2 separate regions of the Mus musculus genome follow, and region 2 is linked to region 1. The links are chromatin loops, found by intact Hi-C in ENCODE. Cell type or tissue: left cerebral cortex. All regions are shown on one strand.

Region 1 (2,500 bases):
CCATCCCGGCTCTGCCACTTTGTGTTCCATGATTTTAAATCACTAGATTGGGGAATAGGGACTCTTCAGCATCGAAATAGTATGGACCTCACAGGTGTTCCGAGGATTGAGTACCTTCTTCTCCAAAGCATCCTCCACACCAGGCTGGCCTGCAGGTGCCTGTGTACCTAGGACTATTGTTGCTCCGTTCCAAGGTCACAGCCTATGTGTCTCTCTTCTCAGGGACTGCCCAAGTTTTGTTTCTATAGCTGTGATGAAAAGCAACTCTTTCAGTTTACAGTTCCAGGTTAGGGTCTGTCACTCCAGGAAAGTCACAGTGGCAGGAGTGTGAGGAAGTTAAACACACAGGAGCAGAGAGCGTGAGGCTGGAGAGATGGCTCAGCAGCTAAGAACATCTTCTGCTCTTGAAGAGGGCTTAGGTTCTGTTCCCAGCATCCACGTCGTGGGAGTTGGGGCTCATAACCATCTGTACTTCCAGTTCCAGAAGATTCAACACTCTCTTGGCCTCTGTGGGCCACAGGCATACATGCAGGCAACACACCCACAGAGCAGAGAATGCGCCTTCTTCCAGCCCTCTCTGCATTTACACAGCCCAAGACAAGAGGTGCTGCTCATATTGAGGATGGGCTCTCCTCCACTCCTAACTAACCCAATTAAGAAACGTTCTCACAAGCTAACCCAATTCAGACAGTTCCTCAGGGAGATGGTCCCCCCAGGCGATGCTAGATCAATTGAAGTTAACCGTCACAGAAGCATTTGGAGTTCTGTGCCTCCTACCCCAACCTGAAAAGAGAAGAACGAGGTGCTTGGACAATGTCTGTCACCCTACTCGTGCAGCCTACAGCAGGGCTTCACTTGGACCTACTATATGTGTGGCATGATGCAAGGCAGGATGGGAATGGGATGGGCCGAGCGAAGAGATTGATTCACCTTCGCGGGACTTGTTGACAGCACGGAAACAGGCTGACCCTGGTTTCCTCAGTTTCTGTAAGACACAACACAAAGCAATGGGAAAAGAAGGAAAAGGGTTTGGACGTGTAGCTCACTGAGAAAGACACAGCCCTGAACTGATTTAAAAAAAAATGGCGCTCAAATCATCAAAGCACAGCAGGTGGCTTACCTAAACTCAGGCATCACTCTGAGATGTCACCCAGCTGTGGTCTTCCCTCTGGTGCTTCAGAGTCTAGAGTGGGAGTGACAGTGTTTGAACAGACTTTACCTCACCCTACAAGGCTCAGCTGAAGAGCCCCTTTTTTAGCCCCCACCTGAGGTAGGTGTTTTGCAGACAGCCTGTGTCTGCGGTTGTCCATAGCCCTCCTCCATCTTTACCCATTCCCACCCATGACCTCCCTTGGGCTCTAAGAGAGCAGGGACACTGTCCTTTCTTAGTCTCTGGCCCTGCAGCACTTTGCAGAGTGCAGGAAACACGAAAACCTCCCACTAAGCATTCCTTGAATGCATGAAATTACATTTAAAAAATAAATAAATAAATCTAGAACTGTTTAAGAAACTGGTAAGGAGCGCCACCTAGAGGCTGATTACTAGCACCACACTTTAGCCTTAGTGTTTGTGCTGGAGTCCTAGTTAAATCTCCAGTCCCTTAAAGTGGCTTCTTGTGGGTGACATTGGTTAGGCGGGAAGTCATTGGCAGCAGTGTGAAGGCACTTTGTCCTGTCTTGCTCAGTCCTGAAGTGGTTCTGTCCGTTTTGTGGATGAAGAAGCAAAGCAGCCTGTGTCCCCTGGTGAGCTGCATTGCATAGCTTTGATCTATGGAACACAGACACTCCAGTAGCCCTTGATGCCTCTCCCACCACGACTTTTGGCTTTTGTGCCCACCTGTGTCAGTTGCTCCTAGAAGCCATTCCCTCTTCTCAGATTCCTGGAGACCTGAGCATCCCGTGGGGAATTCCCCTGTGGACTTCCTCTTCTTGGAGGACCATTGTCTATAGGTGTGTGTGTGTGTGTGTGTGTGTGTGTGTGTGTGTGTGTGTGTGCGTGCACACGCGCACGCTCACCTGCATGGACATGTATGCGAGCCAAAGGTTAATATCAGTTGTCTTCTTCGATCAGTCTGTCTCCCCCAGACTCCTCCCCCACCTGCACAGCCTTTCTGTGTGGGTGCTGGGGATCTGGACCCTGGTCCTCAGGCTTGTGTGGCAGTCACTTTAATGACCTAGACACCTCCCCAGCACCTGAAACTGCATTTTCCTTTTTCTGGACACCGCACAGAATCACGGGATTCAAGGTTTGGGCATCTTTTTGCCTTTGTGACTGTCAGCATGAGGCAAAGAATCCTGGTGTCTTTTGGCTTCCTGTCTGGCTCCAGCATCCCGTTCCTATGACCGCAGGAGGTTTGCCTTGCTGTCTTTTTTTTTTTTTTTTTTTTTTTTTGCCTTTCCCTCACCTTTCTTCCCACTGCCTGTGAGCCAATGCATAAGTGACATGGAATCGGGACTCCGGCTTCCGCAGGGCACACAGATCACAAGACTGTCAATCATGC
Region 2 (2,500 bases), 71 kb before region 1:
TAGCAGCATCTGGAGCCCTTCCGTCTCCACCCACAACATATTTTCCACCAAAAGCCTTGTTTTCTAAGTGTGGTCTCCTTAGCTAGGACAGAGACCAGGCATGACATCTCTTCTGCCTACATCTTTGAGGACCAGAGTGACAGATCCCATCCCTAGCCTTGTCCTCTAATGAAGTGTGAGAGACCCCAGAGCCCCGGAGAGGTCTGAAAGTTTTCTTGATAACTTTCTAGTCCATTATTATTATGTGACTATTGTATTCAAGGTCTGGAAGTTAATACCGAAAACTTCAGAATTTTACCTCTAGTGGACAGAACCCACCTTCGGCTCAAGCATTCCTTTCTCTCTAGCTTTCTCGATTGTCACTTGGCATTATCTTTATTTCTAGCCATGGGGAGTAAGGCTCAGATCGTTAACCTAGCTGGCGCTTGTATATATAGGCTGGGTGTGCTACTGACTCTTGGGTTTGCTTTTTACAATATTCCTAAGCTGACATTCTCTGCCTGATGGTGAACCTAGATCTATGGGTCTGTAACAATTTAGTCTAAAGTGACAGCGTCATACGAGTTGGTCACAGAGGAAGGGGAATGAGATAATCTCTTTCTGCATCCTTGGTCCCCTCTTGGGGTAGGGACATGGGTTCTTGTGGAGTTACAAGCCCTGAGCTGGAGAACACGCAGACCAGGGGATACGCCTTGCTGGAAGTGGCCCGGTGGGAGGCGCTATGCTGATAGCAAGCGCCACCGTGGTCCAAGTTTAGAGCAGCAGTTGTCCGGGGTCCCGGGGGGGGGGGACAGCTCGAGGGGGAGAAAGGGTGGGCAAGAGGGTCCCTGGGGTCCGGGAACGGGCTGTAAGCGTCCCTTGCTTTCTCTCCCTTTATCCCTCTACCCCCACCCCCACCCCGTAGCATTCTGCCTGTAGATCATAGGAGCAAGGACCAGGGAGGGGACCAGGGCGGGGACCCAGGCTCGCCCAGCTCTGCGCCCCGCCCGCCACGTCTCCTCCGGACCATGCCACCGAGGCCGCCCCCTCGCGGGCAGCGCGGGTGCCGGGTGCTCGTTTTCGGCGGCGGCGGCGGCAGCGGCGGCGGCGGGCCCGGGTTGCCATGGTGACCGGCGGCAGCCACAGCAGGGCCGGCCCCAGCGCCAGCGCCGCGGCGGCTCGGCAGGGCGCAGTGTGTGGGTGAGCGCGGCCGGAGCGGGCGCGGCCCGGCCTCAGCATGGAGGACGGCTTCTCCAGCTATAGCAGCCTGTACGACACGTCCTCGCTGCTGCAGTTCTGCAACGGTGAGCGTGGGCGGGAGGACAGGGGCACGGGGACCGAGTGGCGAGGGCCAGGCCGGGCCGCGGGCGAGGCCGCGCCAAGTCGCTCTGGTTCCCGCCGGCGCATTGTGCTGGGGCCGCGGGGCCGCGCTTCTCCCCGGCTGCGGGCTCCCGGGATCCCCCATGCCCACCCCAGGCTCCGGGCGAGGGCGGATCTGTGGTTCCCAGAGCCCCAGCGGATGCAGCGGCGGAAAGCGCGCGCGAGAGCCCGGGAGCCCCGGAGCCGGGAGGCCCGGGCAACCTCGGCGTTCCGGGGACGTGTTGCTCTTTCGCTTCCAAACTCACATCTGTTTGGACGGTGCTGGATGCAGAACTCAGCAAACAAATCACTGCTGGAACAAAACCTTTGCAGGATGCACGCAGGGCTGGCTGCAGATGGACCTCCAGAATCCTTTTGGGGTCACTTGGATGGAATCATCACGGTTTAATGTGCTCCAGAGCCTGGGTGGACCTGGCTTAAAAGTGTTAGACCTTATTTATTTTGTTTACGGCATCATAGATTTGTTTTTCCCTATATGTGACTATGTGTGTGGCAGGTTTTACAGGGAGGAGACCACCGCGCTACCAATATGGCATCTTAAAAATATATAGAATCATACATGCTGTAAAGATTTTATAGTCTCTGTAGCAGGGTTGGGAAAGATTTTTCACCGCGCTCTGCATATTTTATCAGAACATGATGTGCGATAATTCATGCACAAAAGTTTACCACACTTTTTTTTTTTTGCATGTTGGGAGTTATTGCTTTATCAGAAGTTTGTTAAAGGGTGAAATGTGGATTTTACAGAATTTTCTCGAGTGCAGTCAGGATAAATTTCAATCCCAGACCCTTGAACAACTGGAGAAAAATTACATTGCAGTTGTAATTGTCATCTAGGGAAACATTTCTTGTTTAGTACCACCTGTTTGCAAACGAGAGCATTAAGAGGAACAAATGTGTTGATTCACTCAATATACTATTTTTCTTTGGTGGAATTTGACTTTTTCTTTTAATGACTATATGTATACACGTACTTGGGTTTTTCAGCTTATGATTTTCATGTGGGGCAGATAGACTGTATTTGGTATTCCGCCGATCACTGGGATACTTTACAGTGTAGACTCATGGGAATCTTTTTGCTCCCGGGTAGGTTGTCTAGATTCTTCAATTAGCACTTTGAATAGTTTCCTTAATTGGCTGA

What was found. A loop is a pair of places that touch in the nucleus more often than their neighbours do. Peaks named below come from ENCODE experiments on the same cell type or tissue, not always from the same donor. Only the 100,000 strongest peaks of a DNase experiment are listed, where the experiment ranks them.
Region 2: a loop joins it to region 1, with 2.5 times the contacts of the local background. A loop is called at or near these places in 15 of 42 quality-filtered maps.

What each region holds. Positions count from the first base shown.
Region 1 is chr12:108,492,891-108,495,390 of GRCm38, forward strand. All of the region lies in intron 4 of Eml1 (echinoderm microtubule associated protein like 1), which reads left to right. Among named protein-coding and RNA genes, the nearest start is that of Evl, 61 kb to the right of the region's middle. In left cerebral cortex, a CTCF peak has its summit at 1,542 (motif pointing left); a DNase peak (open chromatin) is centred at 1,526.
Region 2 is chr12:108,421,979-108,424,478 of GRCm38, forward strand. It overlaps Eml1 (echinoderm microtubule associated protein like 1), which reads left to right and starts at 838. Exons shown (of 22, transcript NM_001043335.1): 1 at 838-1,283. The coding sequence starts at 1,217. In left cerebral cortex, a CTCF peak has its summit at 1,005 (motif pointing left); DNase peaks (open chromatin) are centred at 693, 1,109 and 1,485; H3K4me3 peaks cover 2,174 bases; H3K27ac peaks cover 2,035 bases.